2 separate regions of the Homo sapiens genome follow, and region 2 is linked to region 1. The links are chromatin contacts, found by Hi-C in ENCODE. All regions are on one chromosome and are shown on one strand. The core of a region is the stretch at or near the end of the contact, and the rest is flanking DNA. Distances in the headings are between cores, read along the strand shown. Region 1 holds the start of RASSF6 (Ras association domain family member 6). Region 2 has its middle 6.1 kb from the start of CXCL8.

Evidence for each region. Hi-C counts contacts between places; a loop is a spot of excess contacts on that map. Pooled maps may share reads with other maps.
Region 2: a pooled map shows a loop between it and region 1 (2.1-fold over the local background). The contact joins the enhancer-like site here to the promoter of RASSF6 in region 1. A Hi-C loop is called at or near these places in 1 of 50 pooled maps.

Annotation. Positions count from the first base shown.
Region 1 is chr4:73,618,008-73,624,421 of GRCh38, reverse strand. RASSF6 (Ras association domain family member 6) reads left to right here and starts at 3,986. Exons shown (of 11, transcript NM_177532.5): 1 at 3,986-4,134. RefSeq lists enhancers at 3,414-3,962, 3,963-4,512.
Region 2 is chr4:73,731,273-73,737,596 of GRCh38, reverse strand. No RefSeq gene overlaps it. Among named protein-coding and RNA genes, the nearest start is that of CXCL8, 6.1 kb to the left of the region's middle. Within about 2 kb of position 2,241, at least 2 of the 41 ENCODE cell types and tissues checked have a DNase peak (open chromatin) inside an H3K27ac peak, as active enhancers do.

The sequences.
Region 1 (6,414 bases), core at 2,737-5,236:
TTCTTGACCCTCAGGGGACCACACATTGTTCTAGACACTAAGCATAGAGGAGTGAACCTACAAGTCAAGGTTCCTGATCTCTTAGCGTTTATATTTTAATGACAGGAGACATAAAATAAAGAGGTAACCCCAAACAATAAAACATAATTAGCTAATGATAATTGCCACAAATACAATAAAACAAGGTGCTATAATAGAGAAAGATCAGAAGTCTTCTTCGAATACAGTCGTCATAGGAAGCTTTTCTAAGGAGGTAATATTTGAGGAAAAAAACATAGTAATGAAAAGAAACTACCCATGACCAGAGCAAAGCTTTCTTGAGTGAATCAATAATAAATACAAACGCAGTGAGACAGGAAGAAGTTTAGTCTGTTCCAGAAATAAAAATTAACCAGGGTAGCAAGTTTAGAGTTAGTACCAAGGAAGCAGAAAATCAAAAAGGTCGAAGAAGCAGGGATGAGCCAGTCATGTGGGGCATTGTAGGGCATGGTAAGCAGTTCAGATTTAGATTTTATTCCAGATGTGCGGTGCAACCACTAGAAAGCCTTTAAACCAAGAAAATCAGAAGTGGTATTGTTGTCTGGATATTGCTTATAAAAGATTACGCTAGCCACAGGTGGAGAATGGACTGTAGTAGGATAAGAGGGGAGGCATAAAGCCCAGTTCGGAGGTCATTTGTGGTATCCAAGCAAGAGATGATGCTGGCCTGATGTAAGGTGGTAGCCATGGAGATACAACATCAGGACTTGCTCATTTACTGGGCGTGGAAAGAGGGAAAGAAAGAAATCAAGAGTGCTAGTTAAACATTTGATCTGAGCAACCATGGGCCTGCCAGTCACTGTGCTAAGCTTAGTGGTTAAAATAGAGGATAAGACATTATGAATTTATGAAGGTCCTTGCCTTCATAAATTTTATAATCTATAGTTATTTAATAAACATGACTCAGTTAACAAACTAATAACTTAGAAAAATTAAGTTAGATCTAAATTTCATGGTGTATTAACATAATAAAGTCTAGATGGGCTAAAATGTTCAATTTAATAAATAAATAATATCTAAATCTTAGAAAAACTAGAAGAAGCAATATATGTGCATTTTTACATTCTTTAAGGATGGGAAAGCTTTTATAAAACTGATGTAACTGATAAAGAAAAATAATAGATTCGACCATTTACATTTTTAAACTTTTATATGTCAAAAATACCATAGACAAGACTGCAAGGTAAACAAGTCACCTTGAAAATATAGTCACAGCATATATGATGAAGAGTTGATATGTTTAATATATAAAGAGAATTTATAAATCAATAAGAAAAAAGATGAGCAAAGAGTCCAATAAACAATAAAGCAAAAGTGCAAAGTCTAAAGAGCCCAAACTTACAAGTACGATAATATATATATTTAAAATAAGATATGGATTTTTTTATGTTTCAAATTAATAAATGTTTAAAAGAAGTATAATAACCCATGTTAGCTGCCCTGGGAGTATAAAACTGACAAAGATTTTTTAAGCAGGGAAATTCTTCAAAATGCACATTGCCTTACATCTGGTAACTTCAATTTTTGAAATGTATCTAAAAGGTGTAGTCATGCTTGTGTGGAATCATATGTAATCATTCACTGCAGTGTTGTTTATAACAGTATAACTTTATCATAATAATTAAATAAGTAACGGTATTTTCATTTGGTGCAATACAGAGCAGCTAGTTAAAATTACATTGCAGGAAAAAAAGTGACTGATTTATAGTAAATTGTTCATACTACGTTTGATGTGATGAAAGCAGGCTATAAACCAACAAACCAAATGTAATAGCATTTTGATAAACAGCCACAGGGAAAATAAGTCAATAAAGACATTCAACAAATTGTTTATGATGATTATACTTGAGAGATGGAATTATAGGTGCTTTTTGTCCTCTACATTTCTGTGTTTTTCAGATTTTCCACATTGCATATGTGCAATTATATACTTTTTATATTATCAAATAAAAATTACATATTTACAAACAGATAAAACACTAAAAAACGAAGTCACTAAGCCTCTAACTTTACTTTTCTTTAGAAAACCAGTTGGAAAGCAGTCATCAGAGTAAAAGTTTCCACAGCATCTGCCATTTAACAGTTTCTAAGCCTTTTTGGAGTCCTTTTGAAATTGGAGATATTGGCAAAAAACAAAGCCCCCAAATCCAATGCTTGCAGGTAAAAGATGCAAAAGAATGTTGCCCTGATGCTGACAATAAGCAAATGACCCACTTCAAGCACAGACAATGGAGGTGGAGCATGGATTTGAGCAAGATATCCTGGAACCGAGAGCTGTAACTACTCTAGGTCCTGCTAGTCATCATTCAAAGGTCAGTCCATACCAGCAGCCACATACCAGAGAGTTATGGAGCCAACATGATGATCGAATTAATATCTGCAAGTAATACTAAGTCACATCTGTCCTTACATAAGATTGTAAAATCTTTGATTGTGATCCAATAAAACCATTTGCTCAAATAATGATAAATCTGATAGTTCCTGGTCTCCGCACACCACAGATTAAATAGATAAACTGCCTAATATTTTTTCTTTTTTTTTTTTGAATCAGGCTGGAGTGCAGTGGTGCAATCTTGGCTCTCTGCAGCCTCGACTTCCCAGGCTCAAGTGATCCTCCCACCTCAGCCTCCCGAGTAGCTGGGACTATAGGCATGCCCCACAATGCCGGGCTAATTTTTTTTTTTTTTTTTGCAGAGACAGGGTTTTGCCATGTTGTCCAGGCTGGTCTTGAACTCCTGGGCTCAAGTGATCCACCAGCCTTGGTCTCCCAAAGTGCTGAGATTACAGGCGTGAGTCACTGCACCTGGCCTGCCTCACCTTTTGAACATATAGGATCTTACTTAAAGTGCTATGACAAACATGCAACCTGAACATCTAGAGTCATTCTGTTTGTCTGGCGTTTGAACACGAAAGATACTAGAAATTAACTCTGCCTGCTGAACTTTTTGCAGGAATCAGATTGAATTTCTTTTGAGGGCTCTCAGGTTTACACTTGTAAAATAACCTATTATGTTTAAAAATTATGAATAGTTGCTTTACATAGGAAACCAGTAAAATAACAATGATCCTTAAAAATCTGTGTGTGTGTGTGTGTGTGTGTGTGTGTAAATGTACTTCATATTTCCACAGCATCTGTCATTTAACAGTTTCTAAGCCTTTTTGGTGTCCTTTTGAAATTGGAGATATTGGATAAAACAAAGCCCCCAAATCCAATTCAGTAGATAATGACTAAATTATTATTTATCTCCTCTGTTTTGTTTCATTATGTTCATTTTCAAACTTTGATGTCTACCAGTTTCTTCTGTGGAGCTTATAAAAAATATAAATACCCGAAGTGTATGCATGGCCTACTAAATCAGAGTCTCACAGTTGATGGTACCTGGGTTTAGCAGAATACATAGGTGGTCCTGGTGCACCCTGAAGCGCGAAACGCTGCTCTGGGTGAAAAAAAGTGCTAGCAGGGAAATGTGTTAGCAAAATAACAAGGAAAAGAAAGTTAACAAATCTCAAATTGGAAAAGAAAAATCTTAAAAAGAAAGACGTGAATAATGGCGTTCAGTCTTGGTTGGTGTCATTTCTCACAGGCCAATTACCTACAGTCTGGGTGGACTAGAGAATAGAGATTAACATCAGTCAAATCCCGTGGTTAAAGCGTTAACTAGAATGTCCATTCATTTCTCAAGAAGTGTGGCAGAGAGCAAAGGAGTGTACCTATCAGCTGTTCCTAAGAAAGTAAACACTCCCAACATGCACTGAGGCACAGGGAGTGGCTCAGGTTTCTTGACACTTCCCTGCTGTGGCGAAAAGGAGAAATAATTAACAGCTCCTGGGGCTCCAGGATCGCTGATCGCGTCGGGGGCACTGCAAGCGCCCAGCTGAGCCATGCTCTGGGAGGAGACAGGCGCCGCCCCTGCGCCCGCGCGGGCCTCGGACCTCCCCTACAGGTGAGTGACTCGCGGAGTCCCAGCCCGGCAGAGACAGGGCACTGGTTTCCCTCTACCAGAGTTCCTGACCCAGCCGAGAACAAACCGCGAAGCAAGTTCAGCCGAACAACGATGGTGAAAAGGGTCCTCCTGCTCACAGTGTGAATAACAGGTAAAAAATGGGGATGGGGAAAAAAACTTTCTAATCCACTCCCTGGGGTCATGTTGAGGGCAAGTTATTAGAAAGCAGAATCCATAGGCAACAAAGTTAAGTGTGTGTGTGTCATAGCAGCCTGAATCGCACACATGCCTTTTCCTTTTGATTTTCTCAGAATATGCTTTCCTAACCAAGGTAAGCTTGTAGGGTGGGAGGGAGAGAGGGGAAAGAAGGGAGGGAAAGGGTGCAGAGAAGGGCTTGGAGGTAAATGTGACCATAGGACCCCTCCTCCCTTTAGTTCAATGAGCCCTTCACCTGTAATTGTGCCTGGCAAAAATCGTGCCTTACAAAGATACTAGACTTCTGGATGGCATACTCCTTCCTCTGAGTATCCTTATGGTTAGAATATTGTGTTGAATCATCGCACTGGAAAGAACTTAATTGAGGGTTCAGCTCAACTTTTATTTGTTTCTGCAAAGTGACAGAAAGCATGCCCCCCACCAAAAAAAAAATGAATTTTCAATATAAGCGCTCACCAAACAATGAAATAATAAACATAAATAATTAAATGGGAGTGCATGAGTTAAGGATATGAATTCTGAAGCAGAAGAGTGGTAGGTTCAAAGCTCGGCTTTGCCACTTATTAGTTTGCCCCCTCTCAAGTTTCTTAACCTAAGCCCCAAACGTTTGTCTGTAAAACAAGCATCATCAAAGGATCTGCCACATAAGGCTTTCTTTGATGGGAACTGAACAGTCAGCAAGTGTTCTGTAAGTGATACCTACTGTTAGCATTAAGAATAAGCTGCTCTGCCAAAGGGGCCGTTATCAGGGAGGGCAAGCTGAACTAGGGAGACCAGACAGTGTGTATTAGGATGCTGGAATTGAACTGGTTCCCGGAGACTGGATCCAGGACAGGCAAGCAGGTGACAGGTGTGCTAGGATCATCTCTCTGGGTAGCAACGAAATGACCTGGCTTCTTTCCATTTTTCAGATAGAGTATGTGGTGGCAAATTCAGACATATTTGCTACTCAATCAGTTTTCTTTTGAAAAATTCACATTTACATTAATCTGTTATTCCTAAAAAGAAAATAGAATTTTAGAGTAAGAGAGTTACACACAATCTCATATTGTGGAATTCATGCCATTTGGGTTTTATAAAGGAGACTGCTTTTGAATAACTTTCATCAATTTAGACCATATAATCCATGTCTTTATATTTCAGCACATATTGAATTGTTTGTATTGAAGTGCTGTTTTTAATTTGTGTTGATGGACAAGAGACATGAAGGAATAATACTTGTATTTTGTCAGTCTCTACCTCTTAAGCTTAAATTACAGGAAAGTGGCTTTATTTTATGAAGTTTCACTTAAAGGGCACTTTTGTCAATGTTGTTAGTTATTAATGTTGCTAATTTTCTTGAGGGGACCAACTTAGTGTCTATGACTAGTAATTTCCATTGACTTCATTTTTATCTTGTTATTTTATTAAATAAAGCAGTCAAAGAGTTTGCAGTATACTCTAACTTAATATCATTGGTGTTTTAATGGATTCTTTTTTCAAATTGCAGAGTTGAAATTCTTCAGTGTGCTTACAATTAGATATTGACTGGAGAATTGTGGATAGAATTCTAAACCCAACCTAACTGAAGTTTACTATGTTATTTCCCTCTGGGGTCTGATTGTGTTTAGTACAGTTTAGCTAAAAACTTATAAAGGAATCAAATTGAATTAGAATAAGTTAGGGTTCCAATATTCATTAAAGATTTTTCAAAGAGGAAATATGCTTTTATGCTGAATTTCCATATTGTTATACATCCTTAAACAAAGTTATTTGCCTTTATATTTATTGATAGACATATGTCTAAATAAAGAATAGTAGCCCCAATTGAGATAAATTTATTTAACCATATTTGAAATTGATTTGAGATTAATCTACTTAACCGTAACTGGGTGGAAGTCTTTCTAGTTAAAATCTGTTTAGATAGATAGATAGATAGATAACAACTTTATATCTATACATTAGAATATTGTGTTGAATTTACATTTATTCTACTATTTCTCACGTGTATAACATTTTATTATAAACTATTAAATGTTGTGGTCAATCAGAGAGAGAGAGAAAGAGAGAAAAGAGTGACACAGAGAGACCCAGCAATGATTACGAAAAAATTAACTTTTCCAGTTATATTCAAAATAGTGTAACATGTATGTAACAAGTCTTTTAAGCATGTAATTAAAAGTTCTATACCTGATTCTTGTTTTAATTTCCTAAAATAAGAAGGATCCTTTACTTT
Region 2 (6,324 bases), core at 992-3,491, 110 kb before region 1:
TCAGGAGATCCAAACCATCTTAGCTAACACGGTGAAACCCCGTCTCTACTGAAAATATAAAAAATTAGCCGGGAGCGGTGGCGGGCGCCTGTAGTCCCAGCTACTCAGGAGGCTGAGGCAGGAGAATGGCGTGAACCCAGGAGGCGGAGCTTGCAGTGAGCCGAGATAGCGCCACTGCACTCCAGCCTGGGTGAAAGAGCGAGACTCCCGTCTAAAAAAGAAAGAACAAAGACAAAGATGGCCTCTACTTTTCCCATATTAGTACATAACTCTTCCATCAAACTCCATGAAACTGGGTGTTTCTTGCCTATGCAAAATCATCTAAATCCCCTCCCACCCACGCCATAGGAATTTTAGAATTAGGACTTTTTTGTAAGCCTGAACTAAGTTGTAGTCATATAACAAAGCAAAATATGGTGGGCAAAATGTGGTATGAGCTTTGAAATGAAATGAACTTGGGTTTAAATCTTGTTCCATGGTTTATTAATCAGGAGATCTTGGGCAAGCTGATTCTATGCCCATTGTTCAACTCCTGCTGCTAAAATCTGAGATCCCGTCAGAGCTGCCTTTCTCAGTCTCAGGAGCAGTCTCAGCTCTCACCTGGGTTTTTTTCCCATTTGAGGAAATTAGTCCCAGCTCAACAATCCTCTAGGTTAAAAGAATCATAAACAGAATGCTTAACATATATTAGTGAGTTTGACTTACGATGTTGTTAATGTTAAGAGTCATAAACATAAACATACTGCCCACTAAAATTTTAGTCAATAAAAGTCAGAGTTAGTGGAAAGATTTAAAATATGTTCTCAGCTCTGTACTTTGTTTATGTGATAACTTGATCTTCTCTAGTACCGCAAGACCATTTCAGTTCCATCTCCAAATTCAAATGTCTCCAGTTAACAGTTTATAACAATACTGAGCAAAGTTGGTTCGTGTTGCCAAAAGTGTCCTACCTTTTAAAGAAAAATCTTGGTAATTGGAGAAGCAAACAGCTGAACACATTGGATTTGAGCAACACAAGTCAGAATAACTTAAATTTAAGGGTATGTATGGGTGTTGGAATAAGACAAACCTGCCTTCAAGCCTCACCCCTCCACTTATTATTAGCCAAACAATCATAGGCAGTTCTTTAATCTGACTGTCTCTCAGTTACCTCATCTGTAAAAATGAGAATAACACAGTTCCAAAGGATCACCATGAGAATTAAATGAGGAAACATAATGAAAATGCCCAGAATGGCACCTGGCACATTGGAGGTACTCAGTAAATGTCTGCATCTTTTTCCTCTAGACTATCACTTCAGTCACCCTTATCTTTTCCTGGAGTTAGAGCACCACATTTCTTTTTAAAAGCTTACCACTCAAAAAGTAAAGCTGTATTAACACAATAGATCTCTTAAAGCTTATGTCTAGATGCTTTATTTTCTTCCACTATATAAGCTTTCTTTTTTAATGCCTAACAATTCCATTTGCATTCACATGTAAAAAAATGTACTATAACCATTAATATGAATGCCATTTCTAATACTATCCAAATCGGTGGAGTTTGGAGTTTGAAGTTTGAAGTTTAGGTTTAGGGGAAGACACCAGTTGTGTAAACAGGCATTTATTAAGGACTTAGAAAGGCTAAGATCAGCCAATCTTCAATATGAAAAAAAAAAGTAAATATTTACTTGTAGCTATTTCTTTTCTTTGTTAAATTTATTAAAAAAAAAAAAGGGCTCACTGTGGTGGCTATGCCTGTAATTTGGAAGGCCAATTCAGGTGGAGCACTTGAGCCCAGGAGTTCAAGACTAGCCTGGGCAACATGATGAAACTCTGTCTCTACAAAAATATACAAATATTAGCCGGGCGTGGTGGTGCATGCCTGTAGTCCCAGCTACTCAGGAGGCTGAGGTGGGAAGATCACTTGAGCCAGGGAGGTCGAGGCTGCAGGGAGCTGTTATCATGCCACTGTACTCCAGCCTGGGTGACAGAGAGCCTGTCGCAAGAAAAAAAAAAAAAAGTAAAACAAAATTATGTGTAGACCTAATTTCTTTATTAGATTTATTCTAAAACACTTAGGCATTATTTACTCCAATGTTTACAAAAAAAATGTATCTTTGACATGGCAGTGATCACGTTACATGTTACTAGTATTTCTTTCCAAAAAAATAGGAAATGAGATCACTTGGCAAAAAGGGAAGTTGCTATGTTAGAAATGACTGAACTGATGCGTGCATTTAATTGTGTCTTGTGGTAAACAAGACTCACACCAAGCAATAAGTCAAATGACTAAGGGAAAAAAAGAAAAGTTTTCATGCTGATTCAAAGGTGGTTATGATTCTGTAGTGATATGTAGTGATGTTTTTCTTATTTTCTCAAAAGTTTCTTTATTATTTTGATCTATTATTTTTATAAATAGATGTAAAATTTTTAAAAGCTCAGTTGAGATAAAACTCTTAGCAACTTGAAGAAAGTGACTTAGGGAAAAAAAGCAGTTACTATGCTATAATTTCTATATTTTGTTTCTCACAACTCTCCTAAAACTTTTATTTTTAAAGTTTTTGTTTCACAATATGAGCTTCATCTTAACTGCATCTTTCTCCTCACTTTGGCCTTGGGGTGACTGAAGTATTTAAGACAAAGTTTAACCCACATAGACATTCCACATTGATGGATTCCATTGAAATGATGAGCTCTCCACCCATTTGTGTAACCATTTATTGATATTTGTCTCACCCACTTGACTGGAAATTCCACAAAATCAGAGACTACAACTGCTTTATTTAGACTGTGTTCCAGCTTCCAGATTAGTGCCTGCATGTAACAATGTTCTACAAACATTTCTTGAATGAAAGCAGAAATTTCCCAGTTCTTGCAACCTATCCAAACAAGAACAATGTCAACGAAAGAAAACGAAAATGCTTATCTTTGTTTTTGTTCTCCCTTGGGGACAATTATTTTATTTCCATGAACAGAGAAGAACTTAGCATGGAAAATACAGTTTTAGTTAGTGCTCTAATTTAGCAGTGGTGGATAGATAAAGCAGTAAACTGTGCAGCCAAACAGCAGTTTCATTCCACTGGTGAATTAACCATCCGATATCTTCTAGGCTCCTTGAAGGCAAGGGTAAGAAATAACAGGTTAGGATACAGTGGCATAAAGGATGGTGAGCAGCATGCGGGAAGTCCTGGCAACTGAAGTCCACCACTGGGGGAGAGGCTCTGCTGCTTGCTCTTTCCCATCAACTGCATTTCACAGAACTGTGGAGACTCCAAGGGACCACACACTGTTTCTGGAGGCCAGAGAGTGAATATAAATGGTGTTCTATAGGTTTTGTCTAATTAACGTTGACTGTGCTAAGACTAAAACAGTTTAGCTTCCATTTTAAGTATTATCTCAGTGGTTCTTAACCTTTCTTACTTTAACCATTTAAGTCTTTGAAAATATAATGAAAGTTTTATACCTTCTGCTCAGCCTCAAGGATGAATGCTGGCATGAAGTTTCAGGGAGTTTACTGAACTCCCTTATAAACCCCTAAGGGCTAAAATCAGTAAAGGGTAAGTTGGAGGTATTACATTTGACAATAATGAGCTAATCCTATGTGTACTACCTTTAAGTCAAATCAATTGAAAGAGAAGTGGCATTTTCTGAATGGTGCCTGCTCTTTCTGGATATGTCCTGGACAGAATTCAGAAAACGTTTTTTGAAGTTTTCAAAAGAGAAAGTGGAGATGGATAAGGAGCAGAATGAGGAGGAAGAGAACACTCATGGTATATAAAGGCAAGATTTGAGTGACCTTTCATATTCTTGTGACCTATAAGAGTAAGACCCAAATCCATCTAGAAAAAGATCAAAACTGAGTACTACTTTCAACTGAGGTAGCCTCCTTCACAAATCTACTGAAAAGCAGTGTCAATGGCAAAAGGAGGCTGAAGAGAAGGGTTACATTTTAGTTCTTCCATAATTCTCTTCATTTCCCCAAAATAGATATATTCAAGAAAAGCTACATAATTATTTCACATAAAAAGAAAACAAAATTAAAAAATAATTCAGATTGTGTATGAGTTTTGAGATACTGGCCAATCTCTCAGCATTCCTCAAATTTATGGCAAAATAAGGACATAAAACTTCTTTATCTCTTTCAGTATAACCTGGTGCCCCCAAATTGTCTGATTTCCAGATTTGAGCCCTTTTCATTTTTAGGTGGCTTATTCTCTCATCTAGCATTTATCTCAAAACTCATTTAGAATGTTTTTTGACTGCATCACCTTACTTGTCTATATTAAATCACTCCATGTGGTCCCTAAACCAGGAAGGAGGAAATCACCACTCACAGATGCTATTGGAGTTTTGAAACAAAGGAAAAGCTGTCTGCTCCAAACTTGCTGGATGAACTTTTTATGCACTTCCTTTCCCCCAAGAGTGGGAGGTGGACCTGGAAAACACAACTGGCACCATCTCCTACAAAGCTGGATATAAAAGCAAAATGGGAAGGGTGGGTGGGGGAGGTAGGTAAGAAATAACACAACCAGCCAGAAAAACAGGACCATGAAAGCACATCATCAAGAGACCCAAAGATAAATGAAGCAGGTACTAGAAAGCCAAGGTTAATGAGAAAAGTTAAAAATAGCACATTTCTTTTCTAGGTTTGACTTGCTTGGACTTTAGCAATGGGTATACAAAGTTCTCACTCAAGAATAATTGTACTTACAGAATCTTATTACTGAGTACTTCATGTTTTATTTTTGTAATATTCACAACAACCCTATATTTTAGTATTAAATATCGCCATTTAAAAGATAAGAAAACAAACTTAGGTTAAGTATTTAATAACTTGCAGAAGGTCATCCAGCAAGTAGGAAACAGAGTTAGGATTAGAACCTAAGCAGAGAGTCCAGAATTCTGTGCTGTCTCAGGGGGTTTCTCTCATGTGTCTGTAAGACTTACAGACTTTCCTTTGAGCACATTTATCTTCTTTCTCCCCTCCTCTCCTGCCAGATTAGACTTAGAAGACTGGAGAAGAGAATCTTGATTCAGTGAGGGGAGAGGGACATCATAACCCAGTAGAAGGACGAGTCCCTCCTATCGAGGCCTCAGGTTTTTCATTTGTAAAATGATGGGGTTTGCCTATACAGCTCTTCTGACTGTTTTATTACCCTGTAAGCTAAGGTATGTGAAATGGAGAACTTCCTCTGGGAAACTTGCCCACTTGTACCAGCAGAGGACACTTACCCAACTCTCAGATTTAGCAAAACTGTAAGAGAATATGTACTCGTCCTTCAATGTGGCTAACTAAACATTGCCATTTGCAAAGTTCTCTTCAACCAAGAGGAGAAGGGCATGGGTTCAATGAAGTAAGGAGCTGTAATTGGAGGCCATGGTGATGGTGTGCATTACCATCAGACGCCTATTCCCTGCCCCCAAGAAAAGAAGGAAGTGCTTCCTGCGCTCTTCTCTTGCCGACACTGTTTCCTCTTGCCTGATTTCCTCATGACTCTCAGACAAGTTGCAACCGTTTAACCTGTCGTTGTGAAACAAGTAATGTGGTTGGAGTTGGAAAAATACTAAGAAAAAAAAGTAAGAAAGAAGGAAATAAACCCAACTGATTTGCTCTGAAGCAAAAGCATCAAACTTAGTGAATATTGCTTGAAAATATATGTAGAGAGGCTTAACTTTCCCATCACTCATCCATTTAACAGATATTTACAGAACACTTTCTATATCCCAAACACTTTTCTAGGTGCTTGGGAAAGGTTAATGAATATCACAAATAGAAATGCCTACCCTTAGGAAGTGCCTTCGGTGAATAAATGTTATGAAAAAATAAACATAAAACAGATGGGGGAATTAGGGGAGTCAGGTGTGTGAGGAGTGAGCAGACTGCAGCATTGGAGAGTCAGAGGAAGCCTCCTTGAGAGATTGATGCCGAGCTACAAATGGAAGAAAGTAGGAATTGGCTCTGACTATGTGGGCGAGCATTCCAGGCAAAGGGACAGTGAGAGTTAACAGTTAGTTGGGAGCATGACTGGCGTGTATGAGGAACAGTAAGGAGGCCAGTGTGGCTGGAGCAGGGAGAGCTGGTGAATGGGAAAGGAGGACAGACAGCAAGTGGCCACACTAGATAGGCCTTGCGGGTCATCGCAAGGATTCCAGCTTTCACTCTGTGGGGAGAACCATTGCAGTGTCTTTGGAAAATCAGTGACATGATCTGACACTCTGACAGCTAGGGTAAAAAGGAGTATGGCAGGAGGAAGGGAAGCAAAGCAGGATAACCAGTTAGAGGGCATGATGGAAATCCAGGAGAGAGATGATAATTGCTTACATTAGACAAGCGTGGTGACTA